Regions from separate parts of the Homo sapiens genome. Here regions 2, 3, 4 and 5 are each linked to region 1. The links are chromatin loops, found by intact Hi-C in ENCODE. Cell type or tissue: K562. All regions are shown on one strand. Region 1 holds the start of DNAJC6 (DnaJ heat shock protein family (Hsp40) member C6). Region 2 has its middle 73 kb from the start of DNAJC6-AS1. Region 3 overlaps DNAJC6 (DnaJ heat shock protein family (Hsp40) member C6). Region 4 overlaps DNAJC6 (DnaJ heat shock protein family (Hsp40) member C6). Region 5 has its middle 53 kb from the start of DNAJC6-AS1.

Region 1 (5,000 bases):
ATATTTCTTTCATTTTCCTGAAGTGAGGCTCCTTCACACTCATTTGGAATATGTTTGTTTTCATTTCAATTGTTTACATGCTCACTACATGTAAACATTATTATGGTGGCATCATTCAGAGAACATGAATCTTTTTAAGATTTAAAGGAGATTACATCCAGTCAAAAGATGGATTACACTTTGATATATCACAGATTTGAAAAAACATACATTGAATAACCACATACAACATCAATAAAAAAGTCCTGCCTGGGCGCGGTGGCTCATGCCTGTAATCCCAGCACTTTGGGAGGCCGAGGCAGGCAGATCACCTGAGGTCAGGAGTTCAAGACCAGCCCGGCCAACATGGCAAAACCCCGTCTCTACTAAAAGTACAAAAATTAGCCGGGCATGGTGACAGGTGCCTGTAATCCCAGCTACTCAGGAGGCTGAGGCAGGAGAATCGCTTGAACCCGGGAAACGGAGTTTGCAGTCCGCCGAGTTCGCATCCCTGCACTCCAGCCCGGGCAACAGAGTGAGACTCCGCCTCAAAAAAAAAAAAAAAAAAAAAAAAAAACAGTCCTGAAACCATCAATCCCTTGGGGATCATTTTAGTTTTATTTAAAATGGTCTAAGAGAATGTCCCATCAATATCTTGGTTAACTTCAATAAGAGCTTCAATGAGTAGAATTTGTTTTCAGCCCAGGACATTTGAGCATCTGTGGACAATATTTCATCCCACTTTGGGACAAGGAAAATAGAAAATAATAGCCCAAGGACAGCCATTACACAATTAAAATAAACAAGCATTTGTTTGCAAAGCAGGGCATTTAAATTCAGTTTGATTTCATTACTGTTCAAACGACCCCATATGAATCTTTCCTCTGGAATCCTCAGTTGTCCAGTATTAAAGTTACCAGTGTAGAACCAACCACTGAGGACTTCAATTATAAATATCTCTGTAAACAATTCTCCGAACCTGGTTCCCTGCAGAAGTAAGCAAATAGCTATAATAATACTCCTAGTCCAACATGGATATATTAAATGACTGTTTTGCTATTGAAATCGCAAATGCCAACAGCAGTTCCAAGAGAGGACTCTAACTTGCCAAACCTTTTATAAAAGACAGTTGCAAGCCCCGATACAAAGTTTAGAGGAATTTCCTTGTCCCTACATGTAAAGGTTTATGAAATCTGTACACTCAAGCAAAAGGACAAACAAGATCAAAGCCAACACATGAAATAAATTTCATTGTGCAAACAGTAAAAGCTGTGTAAAAGAGCTCTAGATCCCAGGTTAAAAACTGCAGGAGAAAGGTAACATTAACCCTAGCAGACGGCTGAGTTAAGATGTGGCAGAGCTTTACAGAATTGCAAATAGCATCAGCATTGCAAGAATAACAATTGGAATAAATACCGTCTGCATGCTGCAAAAACAATCAACGCACATGCTCCTTCACCTCTCCCCCTCATCCAGCTGGGCAGTGAAAGCAGCTGCCTCTCCCAGCCCTCCTCCCAAGCCGTTCTTCGCCCCACCCGCTCCCCTCTCTTCTCCACCCCTCCCCTCCTCCTTCCCTCCCCCTCCCCGCCCCCAGCTGCCGTATTCAGCAGTCTAGAGAGATTAGGAGGAGCTCGCTACAGTCTCTGGGCCTCAGGACTGATCTAACGTTTCGTAGCTCCCTGGATGAGAGAAATTAGAGACTCGACACCCAGGTGGTATTAGAAGCCTTCGCCTCCAGCCCGGCTCTCTCGCAAACCGGGGCTGGGGGACCACGGGGGGGCCTCGGGCCGGGCGACTGGGAGGCTCCGGAGGCCGCGCGGGGCTCAGCGCTGCACTCCCCTCGGGCAGCGCTACCTGAGCTGTCCATGGTGCTGGCGCGGTCCGGAGGCTGTCGGGCGGGACTCCGCGCCGCTGCCCCGGCGTTCACTCTCTGCTTGCCGCCAACCCCGCCGCTTCCCGCACTTAAGTCCCCGTTACTGTCCACCAGCTGCAAAGATTCATAACCATCGTTGCTGGTCTTTTTCCGGTAGCTCCCGAGGAGGCTCATGGGCAAGCCCGGAGAAAAGAGAAAATAATCAACCTGGGAAGCGAAAAGGGAGATGGAAGGTGGAAAGGGCTGAAGAAGGAATTAAAAAAAAAAAAAAATTAAGTGCCCGACATGACGCAAAGAGGAGGGAAAAGAAGGAGCGGCCACCGGAGAGAAGCTTCGCCGGGCGAGGCGAAGCCGCCGCCCTGGGCTGAGCTCGGCTCGGGGCGCCGGGAGGAGGGAGGGAGGGAAGGAGACGCGGCCGGGCGGGGGCGCGCGTCCTCTGGGCCAACGCCGCGGAGCCGCCCGGCCCTGCCGAGCTCCGGGCCCCAGGCCAGCACCTCCTGGCTGAGGAGTGCCCGGAAGCAATCCTATAGGTGTCGCCGCGTCGCCCCGCCGCGCAGCAGGGCAGCGCCAAAGCCGCTGGCCCGCGGGGAGGGAAGGAAAGGGAGGTAGGAAGGGAGGGGAGGTTCGTGAGGAGGGGGGTTGAAGGGAAACGGGGCGGGGTGGTCGGGGGAGGGGACTACTACGACGTGGGTTGGGAGGGTGTGTTCGCACGCGTGTGACAGAGAAGAAAGGGGCGAGGTATCTCGGCCTGCGAAGCTTTGAGGACCAGGGGTCTTGTGGTAAAATCCAGACACACCCATTTCATGCAACTTAGCCTATTTTCACCGGAAGATTCCGCCAAAGCCACCAGGACGGTAACCGTCCTAGAGAACTGACTTGTAACTCAATTCAACAGAAAAAGAATGCATGTTAAGTGCCAGAATATATCTATGCTAGGATATAAAGGAAGAGCAATATTTTGCACATTCTCCAGAATAGGGATGATCCCTAAGGGAGATATCAAAGAGTTGGGTATTCTAATACTAGGAGGCAGCGTCCGTTCTGCCTAGAGAGCAGATGTGACTGTTTAGAACTCTTTGTTGAGCGAATAAACTGGGGAGAAGGGCAAGGTTAAGTCCGACGCATTTTCAGATCCGCCACCATTTACCTTAGGACCTGGAGAAAAGACTGTTTCAGTTAGCTAGCTTGAAGGCCTGCTTGGGAAGCAAGATAGACAAGGATTTTTTTTCCCCATCCTCTAGCCTCACGCCTTATTTTTCTTTCACAATTCTGGCCAAAGAAAGCAGTAACTCATAATCAGAAGAGAATTTATCATGAAGTTAATTAAGCTGTGTACCTAATTTTGTATCTGTCATCGTGTATTCTTAAAAGAAGACTCCGACATTGTATAAGTTCTGGATCTGAACAAAACCTGGATAAACTCTGGTAAGTCTTAAAATGTAATTATCGAATGTTTATTTTCACCTAAAATAATAAGATTTCAGAAGGATTGCTCATTCTCATCATCTTAGGTCAAGATCAAGTAAGTCTTGGTTAAAAATTATCATTTTCTCTACTAAAACTTGGAGGGACTAAGTGAGGCGCCCGTCAAGAGTCATTTGACAGAGTTTCCTCACCAAAACAGGAAAAAAGTACGTGCATGTAAAATGTACTTGAGCCCATACACAAAGCCAGCTTTGCTTTCTTCTCATCTTACATGGTTTTCTCTTGCTGTCCTTATATCAATCACCTAAGGACACAAAATCAAACAATAGCATCTAAGAGACTTCAGTCCAGATGATTTGGGTCTCAGAAAGTTTCCGGGAAGCTCTAGCTCTACACAGTTCTACATAAAATAAATTGGACTAAGAGACATTTTCCTGTACAAGGATCACCCAAACACAGATTCTTGTAGGAAGAGCATCAACCAGAAGAAGTCCAAAGAAATGTTTTCTAAATCCTTCCAGTCCTTCTGGGGAAACCTAAACTTCCTGGCCAGTTGCTTTCCCAACTGCATTCTTTGATGAGGTATGGTGTGACCTGAATTGCAAATCAGAGTTAATGCTCATTTATAACAAGATCAAACAATCTGAATGGTGGCAGGAAAAACTGCAATAAAAATTTTAAAACAAATTTTTATACTTTCAATTTTCCAAATCTGTCAGATTGAATTATTTTAGTTACTTGACTAAAGTAATAATTCTGTGAAGTCTAGTAAATCTTTTCCCATAACATCTTAAATAATCTTTCTCTGTACTTTTTCTTTTAATTCATTACAGACACACAGGGACAGTAAATACCTAGTGTTCATCATGTGCCCTGACAAATGCTGGACTATAATCATTGGATTAATAGAATTTAGAACCAGCCTCAGTGACAGACTGAGACCCTGTCTCAAAAAATAAATAAATAAATACAGGATCATTTTTGAAAAGTGAAAATTATTATTTTCAAAAAGAGCACTTTCAGTTATTTTTGCTCAACTTGCAGACATATTGCTGAAAGAAATTATAGATGAGACATATGCCTTTGTATTTTTCAATATCTATCTCTGGAGTTTGCAAGTGTAAAGAAAAATCTGAATGGGCTATAAGAATTTTATCTTTATACTTAATATAAATAAAGTCAATCAGGATAACTATTAATAATCCTATAAAATTGAAGATATAAGAAGCATATTAAGGCAGGAAAATACAATAACTAGGTTAATTTACAACAGCCTAAAAACTAGGGCTTGGGCCTAAATTTGGATATGCACCAATTTCAACATTAAAATTTTCTTTACTGTGCTAAAGATCAAATTCATATACTTATCAATGAATATCTCACTGTTCTACTCTATAAAACAAGCATAATATGAGTACCATCATTATATAGAAGAATTAGATTAGTACCTAACATATATATATATATATATATATAGAGAGAGAGAGAGAGAGAGAGAGAGAGAGAGAGAGAGAGAGAGAGAAACAGATTGAGAGAGAGAGTAGTACTTAACAATTGTTCTCTATTACCATTATTGGTCTGTCTTGGGTGCAGCTTTAAGCTCAGCGCCTGGCAGTCTTAGTTTTTCAAATGGGAAAAGCTCAATAAAGGCTAAATATTATTTTTTCCAGGGATATCCTAATGGAAAATTGTCTTTGTAACTTTGAATGAGAATTTGGGCTTA
Region 2 (5,000 bases), 73 kb after region 1:
TTTTTTTTAAAGTAAATGACTAAACCCATTTACATTTATGGATAGGGCTGACGTGTTTGGTCTTAGCTCATCATATTATTTTGTATTTATTTTAAGCATTAAATTTACCACATTTATGTATTCTTTTCTCTTTGTCCTTTTTCAATTTATTTTGGTATTTAGAAAAGTTTTTATTTGCTATTAATATGCTATATAATGCTGCCACAACTTTTTCTTTACTTAGTTTTCTACTAGTTGGTTTGTCAACTTTAAATGATACTGATATGGTTTGGCTGTGTTCCCACCCAAATCTCATCTTACAGTTCCCATAATCCCCACGTGTCATGGGAAGGACCCTGTGGAAGATAATTTAATCACCGGGGCGGTTACCCTCATGCTGTTCTCTTGATAGTGAGTTCTCGTGTGATCTGATGGTTTTATAGGGGGCTTTTCCCCATTTTTGCTGGGCACTTCTTACTACCGCCATGTGAAGAAGAACATGTTTGCATCCCCTTCTGTCATTATTGTAAGTGTTCTAAGGCCTCCCCAGCCATGCTGAACTGCGAGTCAATTAAACCTCTTCCCTTTATAAATTACCCAGTCCCAAGTATGTCTTTATTAACAGTGTGACAATGGACTAATATAGATACCCTCCAGTTTCTACCTATTACATATATGGCAATCAAGTAGCTTATTCTGCTCTCCTCTGTCTCCCTCTGTTCTTCTATATTTTTATTACTTTAGTTCTGTTATTTCTACTTTTGGACATAGAACATTTACATATTATCCTCACGCCTTTGTCTCTGCCTTCATTTTAGTCTCTTCAATTAAATAAAGGACATGTTCACCACAGTTACCTGCTGTATTTTCTCCAGTTATCTCTTGGTTTAATGAGGCTTGTTATCTAGTGTTAACAGATTCCTAATAAGGGCCAGGCACAGTGGCTCATGCCTGTAATCCCAGCACTTTGGGAAGCCGAGGTGGGCGGATCACTTGAGGTCAGAAGCTCAAGACCAGCCTGGCTAACATGGTGAAACCCCATCTCTACTAAAAAGAAATACAAAATTAGCTGGGTGTGGTGCCGTGCACCTGTAGTCCCAGCTACTCAGGAGACTGAGGCAGGAGAATCTCTTGAACCCAGGAGGTGGAGGTTGCAGTGAACTGAGATCATGCCATTGCACTCCAGCCTGGGCAACAGAGTGAGACTCCGTCTCATAAGAAAAGAAAAAAAAGATTCCTAGTAAGGAATATTAAAATATACAGGCATGGTGGCTCATTCTTGTAATCCCAATACTTTGAGATGTCAAGGTGGAAGGATTGCTTGAGGCCAGGAGTTCAAGACCAGCCTGGGCAACATAGTGAGATCCCATCTCTCCAAAAAATTAAAAATTAAAATTAAAATTAAAAATTAGCCAGGTATGGTGCCACACACCTACAGTCCCAGCTACTCTGGAGGCTGAGGCACTTGGGCCCAGGAATTTGAGGCTGTAGTGAGCTATGATCACGCCACTGCACTCCAGCCTGGAGGACAATATGAGACAAAGAAAAGAAAGGAAGGAAGAAAAGAAAAGAAAGGAAAGGAAGAAAGGAAAGAGAGAAGAAAATATAACTTGAATTTGCATTTTAAAACTATTTATCAATCTTGATAACTGAAGATCAGCTTAACTGGATATAAAAATCCATGGTTCACACTTTCTGTCCTTGAGAGCACTGCTCCATTGTTGTTTTGATCTGTGTATTGAATCACGTGGTCTTTTTGCTTGGAGGTTTAGAGGTATTTTCCCGGGCATACAAGAAAATATCTTACACTTGACCACTTGGGGTTAATTTTCACACAAAGCATCCTTTCAGTAAATAGATTCAGGATTTTTCAACTTAATCTTTTGGTAAGCTTTATTGGATCATAGCTTTGAATCTTAGTCTCAATTCACTGCTTTTTCTTCTTTAGAAAATTCAATTATAGGTGTGTTAGATCTTCTTTGTCTTCTATAGCTATTCTTTTCTTTTGGGGCTTTTCATTTTGTTTCAATTCTCTTGGAAATTTTCATTCCAATTTTTCATGTGTCCTTTGTGTACTTTTTTGAATTTGCACCTTCTTGCATACCTTATAATTTAGCTCTAATTTTTAGGATTAGTGTGTTCCTTCATTTTCTTTTCTGTACTCAGTCAACTCTTGTTTCACAAATCCTCGTTTTGTACCCACTTCTATTTTGCATTTGTGAGTTTCTGTTTTGTGTGTTTTCTACATGTCATTGATACTATTTGATTTATGTTGAAGTGTCGTGCTGTGGTTTTCTCCGCCTTGAAGTTGGGTCTTGAATATTTTCATCAGCTGAAGAATTTTGATTCTCATTTTCTTTTCTTTAAAAAATAATTTTGGATGTTCATTTTCAAGACTGCTGGATTTTCTGTTCATTTTCAAAACTGTTGGATTTTCTTGGGCCAGGTGTTTCTGCAAATGAGGCTGAAGGATTTGAGTAGTTTACTAGGTTTCTTAGCTCAAGAGTGCCCTCTTCAGTAGATACAGTAAAATGCAATTTCCTTAATGAACAGCATTTTTCTCTTTTCTCTTTTTTTTTTTTTTTCTTCTCTGCATGGAGTGGAGAGTGTTAGGGGGAGTTTAATATGTCATCATTTTTATGAAACTCTTCTTTCTGTAGGATTCTTAATTTCCAACTTTTTCTTCCCTCTTCATCACCAAATTTCCAAGAGATACCTTTTCTTACTTAGTTCCTCTTTTCTCTCCCAGAAGCAGTACCCTCTGAAGACTTAAATGTTTGGGCCCATGCACTTTCAAGCCCCTTCAATTCCCCAGTAGCAAGTGCTGTAATGCAGTGTGGCTATTCTTAGTATTTCTCCACTTAGTGTGAGACTCTCTGGGATCCGACTGCATTATGTTTTTCTCAAATAATTCCTGTTTTTCTCTTCTTTCTACCTGAGCTTAATAGCTGGGACTATGATTTACCCTCTTAAATAAAATGAGAGTTTCTATTAAATTTCCTAATATGTAGTAGATATGAGTTGTAATTTTATTTGCTGTCCTTGTTGAGCTGTATGTATGTATGTATGTGTGTGTGTATATATGTATTTATTTATTTATGAATGACAGGGTCTTGCTCTGCTGCCCAGGCTGGAGTGCAGCAGCATGATCTTGGCTCACTGCAGCCTGGAACTACCGGGCACAAGCAATACTCCTGTCTCAGCCTCCCAAAGTGCTGGGATTACAGGAGTGAGCCACCATGCCCAGCCTGTATGGTTTTTTGAAGATGTGTAGAAAGATTCAGATCTAGGCATCTGTCATTATCTTCTAAGAATCCTTACTATCTAGCCTCAACTTATAAATACAATATCTATAAATTTTTAGGTAAGACTTTCATGTGTATCCTAAATAATTCACCTCTTTTAAATTATCTTTATACTGAGGAAACATAACAAAGTTTTTTTAACAAAGATAAAATATAAAAGATGGTTCACCCAGGTCTCTAAGCAATTTTAGTCTGCCTCCCTTCTCCTTGACCCTGTTGGACTAATAGAAGTCTTTCATATTGTGGTGGGTGTATATGATCAATGTACCCAGAATAGTCAGGATGTCATGGTGTTCAATATGTCCAGAGTAGCCTGTCTGAGATGGTCAGTGCCCCCAGGATGGTTGACATAGTCAGTGGATCTGGAGGGGTCAGTGTATGTGAGCCACTACTTTGAAGAGAGTGGCTGGTCTGTCCTGACTGATCTAGTTATGGACTATTCATTTTTGTATTTCTGAGTCCTCCTTGTCAGGAAATGGCATCCCTCTCTCAGGTTATATGGCACTAGATTGGCAGGGATGCAAAGTGTCAACTACTAATGGGGTATGAGACATAATTTCTTCATGGGAGGCCTTCTAGACTTTTTAAAGGGACTGACCCCAGGATCCTGGCAGGAGAAAAACTGGCCACAGGAAAGACTCAGCACTGCTTAGCTCCTAGTCACTTTCAAATAGTAGAGCTCCCTGTCTCCAACTCCTTGTGGTCCTGAGCAAGGCAAAAGGTGCCTTGATTGTGGTCCCTCTGGTAGAGAGAGAGAGAGAGAGAGAGAGAGAATCACTGGATATACTTACACATATTCACTGGCTGAAATTAATATGGGAAAACATCACATCAGTTGAATTACGGAGCAGGGGAGAAACTCAAGTGATTTAAATGGGTAGTGCTCTCTTATAAAAACAGAATTCTCGATAACTCTCCATTTTGTTGTTGTTAAGGCTGGAAAGCCCTCCCCTAATTTTTTAAAATTAAAACTGCAAATATTTAAAAATAAAACTTCACATGCAACACAAATTTTTGGCTTCTTTTGACAAATTGAATGATGGTGGCAGCATTGAGCCACCATCCCTAAGATGGAAACAACTGTCCAGAACTGAGCAATGGCTCCCCTCTGATAGGGCAGTGCCCTCCAGTCCTCACAGCCCTGCCACTCCCTGCCTCACATTCACCACTATTTCACTCATTTTTGTTCCCTAGAGTCATTTAAGTTTTTCTCTTCTGCTATTATCCAACCATCCTTTTTTGTTGAACTCTGCTACCACATCTTAGTTCAGACCCTGGTACAGCTACAACGTTATCATGCAAATCTGATGGTGTCATTTTCTGGTAATATACTGCCTACTACCAACCAAATGAAGGCCAGGCCCTTCCCAGTAGAATTCAATCTTATCTTTATCTCCCCGGTCCTGCCTCACACTGCTGTGGCCTCCACCTGCCATGCATGCTCAGACTTTCTTGTGCCTACCATTTCATCTGCTTGGGTTCCCTTTTGCATGCAACACTCAGCTCAAATATTAGCTCTTCCATGGGCTCTACTTGGCCAGCCAAGAGAGTTACTACTTCTGTTGTTTCCTTTATAGCGCAGTGATCAACTCCAACAGTCATGTATAGAGCAATCTAATAATATGGCCATCTCCTCCAGTACATTGTGAAGAAGTCTCGGGCAAAAACTGGGTCTGATTCATCTTTGCATCCCGAGAGAGTAAAAATGCATAATAA
Region 3 (5,000 bases), 53 kb before region 1:
GAACAGAAACCTCCAGTATTGCCGCTACTAGCCATGTGTAACAATTGAGCGCCTGAAATATGGCTAGTCTCAACTGAAATGTGCAGTAAATATAAAACACACAACACATTCCAAAGGCTTGGTGCAAAAAAAAAAGAATGTAAAGTATCTCAATATTTTTATACTGATTACATGTTGAAATAATAATTTAAATATATTGAATTAAAGAAATTATAGCTGTAAAATCAATTTCACCTGCTCCTTTTTACCTGTTTGGTGTGGATACTGAAAATTTTTAAGCTACGTATGTGGCCTTTATTGTACTACATTTGGACAGTGCTGCTCCAGAGAGACTGCTGAGGAAGAGCAGTAGTCAACTTCAGTGAGTCCAGGGCACTCCTCGGCCCTCTGATGAAGCTGACTATACTAGAAGCCCCATTCCATGGCTATCCCTTAAAGCACTGGTTCACTTCTATCATGAAAAACACCTTCTGAAGGGGCTTTAGTACAGCTTTTAGGCCTTAGGATGCATGGCAGCTATTAGTGCTATCTGTCAAATATTTCAGGTTCTCTTCCCTTTATAGCTTCTTAAAATTGCGCTTTTTGGCCCCTTGTGCTTAGCTCCAGTCCAGGGCTTCTCAATCTCAGCACTATTGACATTTTAGGCTAAATACTTCTTTATTGTGCGTGTTTTGAGGGGGTTGTCCCTGTGCACTGCAAGGTGTTGAGTAGCATTCCTGGCCTCTATTCACTAGATGCCAGTAGCACCTGCCCCAACCCCCACTCCACCTCTGAGTTGTGACAATAAAAAATGTCTCCAGAGATTGGCAAATATCCCCTAGTGGAGGCAAAATCACCCCTGGTTGAAAACCACTGCTCCAGCCTATGTGTGTGAGGGGAAGTGCTGTGTATCACAGTGTATGTTGTGCATCACTTCCAGGGTACATTTAACTGTCAATGTGATATTCTCCATAGTTTTTCTCTCTCTCTTTCTCTCTTTCTCTGTCTCTCTCTCTCTCTGTCTGTATTTCTCTCTCCCTTTGCCATAGCAATCAGCAAGGTTGGAGACTGTGGCTGCTCTGTCCATGACTTCTGGGTCCCAGAGAAAGGAGCTATGTGGCATATGACCTTTGATGACCCAGGTGACCTTTGATGAATATTTGGCATGAGTAAGTAATATGGTTTGGTTCTATGTCCCCACTCAAATCTCGTCTCAAGTTGTAATCTCCACGGGTCAGGGGAGGAACCTGGTGGGAAGTGATTGGATCATGGAGGTGGATTTTCCCCATGCTGTTCTCATGACAGTGAGAGATCTGAAGGTTTTAAAATGTGGCACTTCCGTCCTTGCTCTCTTTCTCTGTCCTGCCATCATGTAAGATGTGACTTGCTTCCCCTTCACCCTCTGTCATGGTTGTAAGTTTCCTGAGGCCTCTACAGCCATGTGGAACTGTGAATCAATTAAACTTCTTTTCTTTATAAATTGCTGAGTCTCAGGTAGTTCTTTAAAGCAGCGTGAAAACAGACTAATACAGTAAGAAACACCTGTTTGTTAATAGAAGCCGCTGATCTTTTGGGAATGTTCATAACCAAAGCACAACCTAACCTATGCAGGCTGATACAGGAAGGAAGCAGGAATCTGTGTAGAGGAGGTGGTTAATGTGAACAGTGGCCAGGTAGGGCTTTAAGGCCTAGCAGTCAAGAGCGTGAGTCATTCTCACCTGGGTTCCTGCCCAGCTTTGCTACCCCTAGCTGTGTGACCCTGGAAGTCAGTCTTTCTAAATCTCTTTCTTCCCATCTGTAAAATAGGGATAAAAATTGTGCCTACTCCATAGGGAAAGATTAAATAAATGCATATAAAGCTGTTGGCATGGTACCTAATAAATCTAGGGGTCAAGAGAACGTAGCTAAACTCTATTATGCCACATCCTGAAATTCCTGTATTGATGGTATTTTTAATCTTTGTTCACTTTCCAACTATATGATGACAAAAGACAAGAATGGCATCTATTCTTTTTCAAAACTTGCAATATATAAGATTTTCAAAATAAAGAATAATAAAAATATTCACGTAATAGGCACTATAATTGCTAACTTATATATAACACTTACTATCTGGTAGGTATTTTTCTAAGCATTTTATCTATATTCAGTCATTTAATCCTCATAGCATCCCAATGAAATAGATAATATTATTATTCCTATGTTATAGATCAGAAAACTGAGGCACAGACGTTAAGAAACTTGTCTAAGGGCATACAAGCTAGTGAACCCAGGCAACCCTTCCAATCACATCCCACTTTCTTCTCCTAATATCAGCCTGAATTTTATATTTGTCATTCCAATTAATTTCTTCAAACTTGTATTCCATATGTTTGTATCCACAAAAAATGTATTAATATTATTTTCCAAGATTTCAAGCTGTACATAAATGGTTTTCTATTTGCATAATTTTGCAACTTTATTTTTTTCACTTACTTTTGTTTAAAATTCACCTATGCTGGTACCAAATGCAGCTTTAGCTCAATTAATGTGTGTATCAATTACCCCACTGATGGACACGTAGGCTATTTGTTATAATAAGCAACACAGTGAGGAACACATGACTTTGATAACATACATAAGACTCTCTCTAGATTATACCTACAAGCAGAATTTGCCAGTAAATAAGGTATGTACACTTCATATATCTAGATATTGACAAACCATTCTCCAAAGCAGTCACAGCAGTTTAAATTCCTACAACTAGTACATATGTGTTCCTTCACTCTATATTCTCCTTAACACTTAGTATTGTCAGACTTTTACATTTTTACCACTTTGTCAAGTATAAATAAGTATCTCACTTTGGTCCTATTTTGGTAATTTCCCTGATTACTAGTGAGGTGAAGTATCTTTTACTGTGCTTACTGGCCAGGTGGCTGTTCTTTCAATCATATTTCAGGTACCAGTACACTCCTACATGCCACTTAGATGTTCATACATATATCTATAAATACATGTTGACTGTCATGTTCTTCCATCCTGATCTTAAGAGCTATTGATACCTAACAGATGTCTAAGTCACCATTAGACATCTATTAGAAAATGAGGCTCTGTTAGAAATTGCAAAGCACATTGAATACTGGTAAACAAACAATGAATGGACATATGGACAAACATTAATCATCTCTACCACTAACTGAGCTCTCCAATGCAACAGGAACTGTGCTCAGACCTTTATGATAGTACAGTTTCATATAGCGGGAGAGTGGAAGTGGTTATTATCCCCAGTTTACAGATGAAGCAATGGAAGCTCAAAGAAGGAAAGTAACTCACCAAAGAGTCCAGTTAACGAGTGGAAGGGTCAGCAATTCAAACCCATATCTGTGCAATTCCAAAGCCTTGCTAATCTACCATTTCACACTATTCTACATCTTCACTCAGCTCAGGATTCCAACAACTATAATCAAGATGAGCCTTACCTGCCTATACACAACTGCCTCTCTCCTATTCCCTGCTCTCCTCCACCTCTCACCCACACACCTTTCATCTGGCTGCTCTCAGCGGCAGATATCCCTACAATAAGCACCCTCATAAATCACTGCATGCCAGGCAAACCAAGTCAATCTCATTACGCAGGCAGCCGAGCCTCTGTCGCCCCTACTGCTTCACAGCCCTGAATAAAAGGCCAGGAACAGGTCTAATGGGCACCTCCACAGACTACGGCTAGTGTTACAAATCTGAGAATGCTCTCTTGTGTCCTGTTTCATATGAAATAGAGCACATTATTTCCCTGTAAACACACCCCACCATGTAAAAATCTGTATCATGTTTTTGTTTTAAATATAGTGAGGATAGAGCAGCATAAAATGTTTATAATTCTCCCATTTCCATCCCTGTAACATTTTCATGTGTTCAGCCTGAACACCCCTTTGATATATAACTGTTAAAGAGAGGACATCAAATTGATTAGATGTCTCTTCAACTCTCAGTTTTATGCTGGAATAGAACTACAAGGCACCAGCCTATTAAAAGATATAAATATCCTTGATTATCTAAAAATCAGACTCTCACCATCCCTCAGGCTGCATGCTCTGCTCATTAGAGCTTTGGAATGCTGCAGAAATCAGAACAACTTGCCAGAGTCCATCTGTAACCTTCATATATTCAAATTATACGTTGAACTGGCAAGGCCACACAAAAAAGAAGAGGGGCATTATTTGATGTTGCTCTACTGGTTCTTTTAGGTAGATATTCTGGCTTTCCCTGATGAGCCACATAAGTGCCAAAAGTGCAGATTCTGCAAATATTTTAGCCTCAGCTAGTTAAGAGAAAGGGCAGAGAGGTTTCAAAATATGGCACAACAAAGAAGAAAATGGTGCAATGAGAAAGAAATGCAGAAGACAAACAATGACCACGGTAGATCAAGGGGTAACAAACTGGATCCCATGGGCCAGATCCAGTCCACGGCCTGTTTTTGTACAGTCTGTGAAATAACAATGGCTTTTACATTTTTAAATGATTGAAAAAAGTAGAAAGAAGAATGATATTTCATAACATGAAACTGGTATGAGGGTCAAATTTCAATGTCCAGAAGTAAAGTACCCTTATGTGTTTACATCTTGCCTATGGTTGCTTTCATGCTACAATGCAGAGTTAAAATAGTAGTGCCACAGATCTTACGGCCCACAAAGTCTAAAGCATTTACTCTCTGGCCCTTTACAGAAAAAGTTTTCCAACCCTTGCATCAGATGGTTAACACCACTTGTGTTCTTAGGAATGCAGAGCTTGCTACCTCCAACACCTTTCTAAATACTTTGGCTAAAATGGCACCCAGTGGAAAGAACACTCTGCTTACTAAGGGTCCTCAGGGATTTGAGGGTGTAAGAGAGTGAAGGTGAGGACATCAGAGTTGACAGAGCATGTGAGTGCCATCCAAAGAGAAAGGTCCAGGACTGCCTCTAAGGCTCCAAGTAGATTCTTGTTTCAATGATGTCTGTGGTGTGAAAATCTAAGCCCACCAAGGACAAACATCAGAGAAT
Region 4 (5,000 bases), 68 kb before region 1:
TAGTCTCACTGGGAATGCTCTAAAATACAGTCAATCTATGTGACTTCTTACAAGGACATAGGTATCTTTTTTCTTTTATTTTTATTCAAACACAAACAGGAAGAAAAAATAAATACGCCAATATGTTAATGTTAACTTTATTCACACAAAAGTCAATGGCATTTTTAGCTGTGCACACACTACTCCTGTTTCTACCTCCTTTATAATACTTAGCACATTCTAGAGTCCCCACACTATGTGAGTTGTGTATACATCTGCCTTTCCCACTAGTAGTCAAGCTTTAAGTCAAGAATAATAAATCCCTTTCTTATTTTTACAACTCTCACATTACCCAATTCCTAAATATGGGCTCAGTAAATCCTATTGAACTCAAATGTTACCTGTCTACCATTGTGTACAGGCTCATCCATATTTGACCAAACCAAACCATCACCACCAACAACAAAAGGTTACTCACCAAGCAGTGGACAACACAGACATTTTTGGGATTCTGCAGTAGCCAGTTATACATATTCCGACACACAGCAAAAAGGTTGTGCAGACTGGGAGCCTGCCTAATGGGCCAACTGCATTCTGAGACCTAAGGGAGCACAGCAAAAGGAAATTAATTCCTCCAGCAACTTCCTCTTCATAAGCAGGTTATCACACCAACCAACATCTTCTGGAAGTGATACCACATCCTCTCTTAATATAGATAGGAATAGTGGGAACAGGGTCCAAATGCATGAAGAAGAGGGTGTTTAACACAGCAATTTTTTAAATTAAAGAATTCTCATTCAGTAAAGGTATGAAAACACATTTTGAAGCACATTTTAAATTAAACTAGACCATTTCAAATACATCCTTGGATTTTTTTCTATTCTGTGAGGTTACATAGAATTTCATTTCTATTAAGCATAAAATGTTTTGACCTCCCCCCAAATGTTTAATTATAGGGTTATAAGTCCTGCACCATCTCTAATTTATCCCAGCTCTCGTGATAACATGAAAAGTGCTATAGAGTGAGCCAAAGGCAGGCTTGTGCATGGATCTATTTTTTTTCTCTTTTAATCAAAGGACACAACTTACAGGGGAAACCCTTGGCATTTTCATTCATTTAACATGCATATTTTTTTCACACATTATGGATCATCAACTAAGTTATAGGAATATTGCTTGGCTCTGATCCATGCAACAATCATCTAAGACAGGTATTAATATAAACCCCATTTTGCAGATGAGAAAACTGACTCTCAGAGGTTATCCAGAGTCACACTGCTGCTCAGCGTCAGCACTGCAGCCCAGATCTTCTGAATATAAATCATGTTACAACAGCACACTGGCTGACATTATCACTTGCCTCAAAATACTGTTAAGGCATGATCCCCAGTTGATTACATACTTACTAATCTAGCTAAGAAACAACAAGGAGAAGCTTAGAGTTGGACAAACTTCATAACCTCTTTAAGCCTTTCTTCATAAAATGTGGTGAACAGTACCTCTTACATAACTCACAGGATACTACATGAACATGTACTTCAAGAGCTTAGCTCAGTATCTGACACACCCAGAGTGATAATAAATGTTGGCAATTATTATCATTTTATCGGGTAACTGCCAGTGCAAAGCCCTGCAGTCAGGACTGGCCATGTTTGAAAAAAATGAAGTCCTTCATGGTGAGAGTGTAGACTGAAGGGCCAGATTATACAGTCTTGTTAAGGAGGAGAATGACTCTCAGATCTACATTTCCAAAGATCTTTCAGGCTCCAGTATGGAGAACAGAAATGGATAACAAGAGCCTAAAGGTAGGAAGACCAGTCAGGAGGTTGGTGAGGAGTGTCAATAAGGGATGATAGTGGCTAAGGCTAGCTGAGTAGCAGTGGGGTACAAACACACTTGAGGGACTCAGGAGATAGGTGGTGGGACACCTGGACATAAGACAGGTGATACATGGTGGCAGTGTGTGCATGTGGAGGGGTGTACTGAAGAGTGTGTCAGGGGAGGGAGAGGAAAGAGTCAAGCCTGAACTCCAAGTTTCCAGCTTGAATGGCTGGATAGAAGGATACAAGAAGTGCTATTTCCTGAGATACGGAATTCTGCAGAAAGAAGAGGCTTCATACAGATGATGTCAGAATGTGCTCTGCAATCCCAAATGTCTCGAATTCCTTCTATTTGACCATGGGAAAGGGAGGCAGGAGGAATTTGTTTGATTAGCCCTTTTCTGGTAATCAGATAATAAATAATCAAAATACGACTAGGAAATTATCTGTGCTCTTGGTAGAGCTGACGTCTAAAAGCAAACACATTGAGTTTCTCTGTCTGGGGCTGCCAAGAAAGCCCATTCTTTTTTGTTAATTTGTAACTTTTTTCTACAAGATGACTGTGGGGCAAATGTCAGGAGACCTTCCAGGTTACCCACTTTCATATACCTTTAGGAGAGACAAGTATGGTTTATTAAACAAAGTATTTGAAATGTTTGGCATAGCTCCCAAACAGTCCAGGGTGATCTAGCATTGGCCTCTGTCAATTTAAACTTTATGATGCCTTGCCCCTTTTACCCAACATGATTCAGGACTGTTTCTGGTCTAGTCTTTACCCACATATATATTCCCCATTGACGTGTTTGTTTTCAAGGAACGGAAATGACTTACTGACTAAAAATACAGAATAACTGGGAAGATACATTTTGCTGTCAGAGGAATCATAAAATGTACATTTGTACAAGCTCCTTTCTGTCTGCAATGTATTTTCTTCTCTTGGTAAACTCCAATTCATCTTTTAAAACCCAGGTTCAAGATCTAATAGGCCTTATTGACATTTACTGAATATTTTACCCAACTGCTGCAGAATTTATATTCTTTTCATTAGCACATGGAACATTTTCTAGAATAGACCATAGTCCACAAAACGAGTCTGTACAAATTCAAAAACACAGAAATTGGCCAGGTGTGGTGGCTCACGCCTGTAATCCCAACACTTTGGGAGGCCTAGGCAGGCAGATCACGAGGTCAGGAGTTCAAGACCAGCCTGGCCAACACAGTGAAACTCTACTAAAAACACAAAAAATTAGCTGGGCATGGTGCCAGGCACCAGTAATCCCAGCTACTCAGGAGGCTGAGGCAGGAGAATCACTTGAACCTGGGAGGTGGAGGTTGCAGTGAACTGAGATCACACCATTGCACTCTAGCCCAGGCAACAGTGCAAGACTTCGTCTCAAAAAAATAAATAAATAAAATAAATAAATAAATAAAATAGAAATCATACCAAGCATCTTCTCTGACCACAATGGAATAAAACTTTACAACTAAATAACAAAAGGAAACTTGGAAAATACATAAACACATGGAAATTAAACAACCAATGAGTCAATGAAGAAATTAGGAAGGAAATTTAAAAATTTCTTGAAACAAATTAAAATGGAAATATACAAAAACATATGGGATACAGCAAAAGAAGTACTAAGAGGAAAGTTTATAGCAATAAACACCTATATCGAAAAAGTAGAAAGACTTCAAATTAACAACCTAACAATACACCTCAAGGAACTGGAAAAGCAAGAACAAACTAAAGCCAAAATTACTAGAAGGAAAGAAATAATAAAGACCAGAGCAAAAATTAAGAAAATTGAAACTAAAAAGAAAAAAATTTCGACAAAATAAAAGGTTGTTTTTTTTGAAACAATATACAAAATCAATAAACCTCTAGGTAAGCTAAGAAAAAGAGAGAGAAGACCCAAATAAATAAAGCCAGGAATGAAAAAGGAGACCTAACAACTGAGACCTCAGAAATACAAAGACTCATAAGAGACGGCTACTATGAACAATTATATACCAAACAAATCAGAAAACTTAGAAGAAATGGATAAATGCCTGGACACATACAACCTACCAAGATTGAACCATGAAGAAATAGAAAACCTCAACAAACCAGTAACAAGTAATGAGATTGAGGCTGTATAAAAATTCTCCTATCAAAGAAAGGCCCAGGTCCTGACGGATTCACTGCTGTATTCTACCAAATATTTAAAAAAGAATGAATATTAATCCTACTCAAACTATTTTTTAAAAATGGAAGAAGAGGAAATACTTTCGAACTCATTCTACAAAGCCAGCATTACCTGATACTAAAACTAGAGAAGGATACAACAAAGAAGGAAAACTACAAGCCAGTGTCACTGAAGAACACAGATACAAAAATCCTCAACCAAATACTTGCAAAACAAATGCAACAACACATTAAATAGATCATTCACCATTATCAACAAAGATTCACTTCATGGCCAGGCATGGTGGCTCACGCCTGTAATCCCAGCACTTCAGGAGGCTGAGGCAGGCGGATCACGAGGTCAGGAAATCGAGACCATCCTGGCTAACACAGTGAAATCCCGTCTCTACTAAAAATACAAAAAAATTAGCCGGGCGTGGTGGCAGGTGCCTGTAGTCCGAGTTACTCGGGAGGCTGACGCAGAAGAATGGCGTGAACCCATGAGGCGGAGCTTGCAGTGAGCCGAGATCGCACAACTGCACTCCAGCCTGGGTGACAGAGCGAGACTCCGTCTCCAAAAAAAAAAAAAAAAGTTTTACTTCATTGGTACAAGGATGGCTCAATATATGCAAATCAATAAATGTTATATACCACATGAATAGAATCAAGAACAAAAAATACGTGATTATTTCAATAGATGCTGAAAAAGTATGTGATAAAATTCAACATCCCTTTATGATAAAAATCCTCATGAGGCCAGGCTCGGCAGCTCACGCCTATAATCCCAGCACTTTGGGAGGCTGAGACAGGCAGATGACTTGAGGTCATGAGTTTGAGACCAGCCATGGCCAACATGGTGAAACCCCGTCTCTACCAAAAATACAAAAATTAACCGGGCATAGTGGTAGGTGCCTGTAATCCCAGCTACTTGGGAGGCTGAGGCAGGAGAACTGCTTGAATCCAGGAGGCGGAGGTTGCAGTGAGTCAAGATCACTGCACTCCAGCCTGGGTGACAGCAAAACTCCGTCTCAAAAAAA
Region 5 (5,000 bases), 53 kb after region 1:
TAACTTCCTCAAAGAAGCCTCCAGCTGTGGTTGCTTCCCAGAGCACACTGAACTTTTAAACATATTTTGAGTGTGATCATATGGTTGAAATCTAGACTAAGCATTAATCTAGACTAATAGTAGTCTGGACTCTTATGAAAATCTAGACTATTATTATTCTATACTAACAATAGTATACTAATAGTAGTCCAGATTTTCAGCCATATTAATATTATGGTTTGCTAATAATTTCTAGACTTTTCTAGGTTTTCTAGACTATTTTCTAAGAATAGTCTAGATTTTCAACCATATTAGGTTTTGTTTTATTAATATTAATACATACAATAGTAAACCTAATATTAATTTAAAAATAACCAGCCCTTTGTGAACCTCTATGTACCAGAAATGCATTTAATCATCACAGTTACATGACATAGGAATTGTCATCCTCATTTTTCAGATAATATATAACTCCATTTTTGAAAGACTAAGGATGCTGTCTGATATCACACAGTTTATTAATGTGCCATTTATTAGTGGCAGATTTAAATCATAGCCTGTGTGATGTCAAAGTGTATGATTCTAGATGCCCAAAGTGATGTTAACATCATCATAAGAAATTCAGGTTAACTTTAAAAAATCAAATAAAATTGAGATATAGATTTATTGCATAATATTTATTCGTTTTACTTCCCTCTTCCATGAGTATAGCTATTGAAACATGTTTTTTCATGTGTGGAGGGAGATGTGGCAGAAAGCATGTTGTATAGGTAGGCAGGCCTGAGTCTGACACTCACCAGTCACATGACCTCCAGCATATCACTTAGTGCCGCTTGTTTCACCTTCCCTTATATATAAAATGGGGGAAATACATAACATCTGCCCTCTCTCCTTCCAGGAGTATTGTCAAGATCTAAACAAAATCCTGTAGTTGAACTATTCTATAAGATGTCAAGTATCATGTAACATTAGATATTATAATGGCTTTATCCCCAGGGCTTATGGGGGAAGGGGAAGATAGATAGTAGAGGAATGTAGTGAGCAGCCAAGATCCTATCTAAGAAAAGAGAGGTGTGGGATGGCAATGAGCCCTGGGAAGCTGTGAGTAAACGCTAGGTCAGGAACGCAGAAGCGGAGATGGTTGTATAGGCACTAAAGATCTGGTTTTAAAAATTATAAAACTAATGCAGGAACAGAAAACCAAACACCAGTTGTTCTCACTTATAAGTGGGAGCTGAACAATGAGAACACAAGGACACAGGGAGGGAACCAACACACAATGGGGCCCGTGGTGGTGAGGGCAGGGGAGGGAGGGCATCAGGAAAAATAGCTAATGCATGCTGGGCTTAATACCTAAGTGATGGGCTGATAGGTGCAGCAAACCACCAAGGCACACCTTTACCTATGTAACAAACCTGAACATCCTACATGTGTATCCCGGAACTTTAAAGATTTTAAAAATTAAAATAAAAATTATAAAACTAGAACACTTATTCTAATCCAAGTTACTACAGTGGCAATATTCATCTATTCCTCTTTTGTAAGCATTCACACAACATCTGGAATAACACTATGCATGTAATTATCACTCAAGGAATACTTGTTGCAATCATCGATCTCATTCAAGCTCATGATAAAAAGTGGTCAGCCTTCGGCCCTATTAAGTTTCAGCAATAGTTCTTTTTGTTTGTTTGTCTGAGACAGAATCTCACTCTGTGGCCCAGGCTGGAGTGCAGTGGTGCAATCTCAGCTCACTGCAGCCTCTGCCTCTTGGGTTCAAGCGATTCTCCTGCCTCAGCCTCCCAGGTAGCTGGAACTACAGGTGTATGCCACCACGCCCAGCTAATTTTTGTATTTTTAGTAGAGACGGGGTTTCACCACCTTGGCCAGGCTGGGCTCGAACTCCTGACCTTAAGTGATCCGTCCGCCTGGCCTCCCAAAGTGCTGGGATTACAGGGGTGAGCCACTGCGCCCGGCCTCAGCAATAGTTCTTGATGACAGTATGGAAAGAATTTTGTTGGTGCACTGACTTTTAAAAAGTAGGAACACATACTTAAAAGCCGGCAAGATGACAATGACAAGCTGCAGAGTCTCCCTAACAACCACCAATAGAAAAGCTTGTTTCCAATGCAATAAATAAATATTTGAAAGATAATTATTGCTGGTCATTTTCAAATTTATTTTTATAATGCTTAATAGGTGCTAACACTTTATAACTACTAACTCGTTTAATTCATTAATTTATTTAATCCTCAAAACACCGGGGGTGGGTGAGGGGGACTATATCGATGGCAGGGTCCTGGTGCAATCTGGCTCTGCCCTGCATCCGGTCGGCCATTTTAGAAATAAGGCATGTCAACCCCCCAGAGGAAGGATCCTCAGATGATGGAAACAGACAAAAAGGACAAGACAAGACACATTCATAAGCAGTATCTACACAGTACCAAGCCCTGCACTTAGCCTCGTGGGGGATGCAAAGATGAAATGGATGAGAATGTGGAATCTTTAATACCAGATGAACAGTGACAAACGCTCTACAGGTGACGAAATGCTAAAGGAGGGGTTACAGGTGGCAGGAACCACAGAGATTTCAGCGAGGAGACTGCATTTGTGCTAGTCTTGGCAGGAGGGTAGGAATCCGGCAGGCTGAGATGCGAGCATGGACACTGCAGACAGAGAAAAGCCGGGAGCCCCCAGATCAGGTCACTTCCCTGCTTAGCACACTTCAGTGTTTTCCCAGCTCACGTAGAATAAAATCCGAACTCCTCTTCATGTTCTGCCCAGACCTCGATCCAGGCCCTGCATCCCTCTCTTTCCCCTTGCTCAATTCAGGCACTCTGGGAACCTTTCCACTTGCTATTCTCTATTACTCGGCTTCACGCTAGAGTAACTCCTAGTCAGTCCTCGGGTCTCCGCTGACTTGCAATGCCTCGGAGAGGCCTTCCCAGTCCGCCTGCCATGGAAGCTCGGGGACCTGCCTTTTTTCCTCTGTCAGCAGACTGATTCCCTCTAAGCGCACATAGCAATGTGTACCGGGCTTTCTCTGTTTTGCGTGTGTAATGTCTGTCTTCCTCTCTAGAAGTAGTTCCAAGATCCGGGCTTTGCCCATCGTGTTCTCCGGCCAAGGCAGATGGAGGGGCTCGATAAAAATTGTGGAATGAATGAATGGAGTGAGTCAGTGATTGGCTGTGAGTTGAGGCCCTGGCGAGGACAGGACTGAGTGTGCTTGGAAATAGTTTATCGTGGCGAGAGCTTCGAAATCACCGCAGGCAGGTAGAGAGGAGGTGGGTACAGGGCGGGAGGACCTTGAAGGGAGCCTCGGGTTCTGATTCATTCCCCCAGTAGGCACTGCATTGCAGGCGCCAGGCCAGGTGCTGGGGGCCGGGGACAAGCTAACCTCAGTGAGGCTGTGTCGCCGCGCCACCGTGGCTTCCCTGTGTCCAGAGCCAAAGCAACGAGCAGGGGCTAGAGGAAAGGAGACTGTGCCGACATCAGCCCCTGCGCTTCCCCAGCGGTCCCGGTACCCGCGACCGAGGGTCGGGTTCGGGCGTCGCCTAGGCATCCAGGCTCCCAGGGCCGGGAACGCGACCCGAGAGACCGCCGGGGACGGCCCCGCCGCCGCTGCGCCCCTGCCTCAGGGTAACAGGTCCCGACCGGCCGCGCCCACACTCACCCTGCGCCGCCTGGCGAGCTGAGCGTGGCCTCCACAGCCGCCGGGTCGCCTTCCACGGCCGCCGCAAGGAAAACAGCTTCCGGCTCTTCTGGCCTCCCTTCTCAGTGGCGCCCATCGGTGCGCCGCGCCCTCCCCCGCCGCGGTCGCCCGAGCCGAGCGCCACCGCTCGCCGCCGCCGCCGCGCGTCTGCCAGGTGCCGGGCCGCTGCTGGGAGATGCGCGCCGGGGGCGGAGCTTGGGGCCGGGAGCCGTGGCTGGCGCCGACAGGGGAGGCTGCCCGGCTCCGCCCACACGGCGGCGCCTGGCGCCCGAGGCGTGCGGGTGCGCGCGGGCCCGCGCCGCTCACTCGGGGGGCACCGTTAGCACCCTTTATTAACACAGGAGTCCTAGGGGGCTCTCACCCGTTTTATCTCCCTGTTACAAACCATACACTCCACACTCCGAGAGGGTAAGGCATCTGCCCACAATCACACAGCGCTAAAGAAATTCCAGAGCCCTAGACTCTGACGATGTTTACTCACACCGTGCTACCGCCTCAAAATGAAACATCACGTTAGAACGTGGTTTTAGTTCTGACAGATATTCCTGTTTTCCTAATACAAGAGATTACTAGTCACCCACATGATTTTTTAAGAACTTGTTCTATGTCCAGTTACTTTTACACACATTTCATGAAACCTCATTGCAACCCCGTGGTGTGGGAGGCGTTTCCCATTTTCCAGATGAGGAAACTGAGATGGCAGAAGTGAGGCTCCCTCACCCCATCCCCATGCCATCACTGGTCTCTGTTGAGATTTTGCTTGGAATTGGGAGAGACTGAGAGGAAGATCAAAACCAATGCCCTTGAACACGACCTGGCTGCAATAATAATAGCTAATATTTATAGAATGCTTTTTATGTGGCAGATTTTACATACATCATCTTATTTAACCCCTCCAGTAATACTCGTGGGGCAGAAACAATCTCCAAACTCAACAGATAGGGAAACCGAGCGTCAGAGAGTACAGGTTAGATATCTAAAACCTCAGTAAAAAGGTTTTATGTTAGGTCAAATTATGAAATTGCCATTTTTGTAGGCCCAAATAATATCAGACAAGAGCTTCTATCGGTGACCAAAATTAAAATCACCAGTGGAGATCGGACACGGTGTCTCACGCCTGTAGTCCCAGCACTTCAGGCGGCTGAGGCAGTCGGATCACTTGAGCCCAGGAGTTCAAGAGCAGCCTGCACAACAAAGCAAAAACCCGTCTCTACCAAAAATGCATACACACACACACACACACACACACACACACACAGACACAAATTAGCCAGGCATGGTGGCACACACCTTCAGTCCCAGCTACTCA

The links. A loop is a pair of places that touch in the nucleus more often than their neighbours do. Peaks named below come from ENCODE experiments on the same cell type or tissue, not always from the same donor. Only the 100,000 strongest peaks of a DNase experiment are listed, where the experiment ranks them.
Region 2: a loop joins it to region 1, with 2.7 times the contacts of the local background. A loop is called at or near these places in 3 of 110 quality-filtered maps.
Region 3: a loop joins it to region 1, with 2.0 times the contacts of the local background. A loop is called at or near these places in 3 of 110 quality-filtered maps.
Region 4: a loop joins it to region 1, with 2.9 times the contacts of the local background. A loop is called at or near these places in 2 of 110 quality-filtered maps.
Region 5: a loop joins it to region 1, with 2.5 times the contacts of the local background. A loop is called at or near these places in 20 of 110 quality-filtered maps.

What each region holds. Positions count from the first base shown.
Region 1 is chr1:65,306,772-65,311,771 of GRCh38, reverse strand. It overlaps DNAJC6 (DnaJ heat shock protein family (Hsp40) member C6), which reads right to left and starts at 2,229. Exons shown (of 19, transcript NM_001256864.2): 1 at 1,834-2,229. The coding sequence starts at 2,026. DNAJC6-AS1 (DNAJC6 antisense RNA 1) reads left to right here and starts at 2,538. Exons shown (of 3, transcript XR_007066155.1): 1 at 2,538-3,277. It overlaps LOC112268227 (a long non-coding RNA gene), which reads right to left and starts at 528. Exons shown (of 2, transcript XR_002958317.2): 1 at 1-528. In K562, a CTCF peak has its summit at 2,333; DNase peaks (open chromatin) are centred at 1,531, 1,831 and 2,381; H3K4me3 peaks cover 1,625 bases.
Region 2 is chr1:65,233,570-65,238,569 of GRCh38, reverse strand. No RefSeq gene overlaps it. Among named protein-coding and RNA genes, the nearest start is that of DNAJC6-AS1, 73 kb to the left of the region's middle. In K562, a CTCF peak has its summit at 2,506 (motif pointing left); a DNase peak (open chromatin) is centred at 2,468.
Region 3 is chr1:65,359,412-65,364,411 of GRCh38, reverse strand. The region is part of intron 1 of DNAJC6 (DnaJ heat shock protein family (Hsp40) member C6); the gene reads right to left. Among named protein-coding and RNA genes, the nearest start is that of DNAJC6, 52 kb to the right of the region's middle. In K562, no CTCF peak of the experiment used is centred here; no DNase peak of the experiment used is centred here.
Region 4 is chr1:65,374,982-65,379,981 of GRCh38, reverse strand. It overlaps DNAJC6 (DnaJ heat shock protein family (Hsp40) member C6), which reads right to left. Exons shown (of 19, transcript NM_001256864.2): 5 at 458-580. Among named protein-coding and RNA genes, the nearest start is that of LEPR, 43 kb to the left of the region's middle. In K562, no CTCF peak of the experiment used is centred here; no DNase peak of the experiment used is centred here.
Region 5 is chr1:65,253,302-65,258,301 of GRCh38, reverse strand. No RefSeq gene overlaps it. Among named protein-coding and RNA genes, the nearest start is that of DNAJC6-AS1, 53 kb to the left of the region's middle. RefSeq lists silencers at 3,553-3,622, 3,713-4,212. In K562, a CTCF peak has its summit at 3,696; DNase peaks (open chromatin) are centred at 1,038, 2,331, 3,211 and 3,911; H3K4me3 peaks cover 3,569 bases.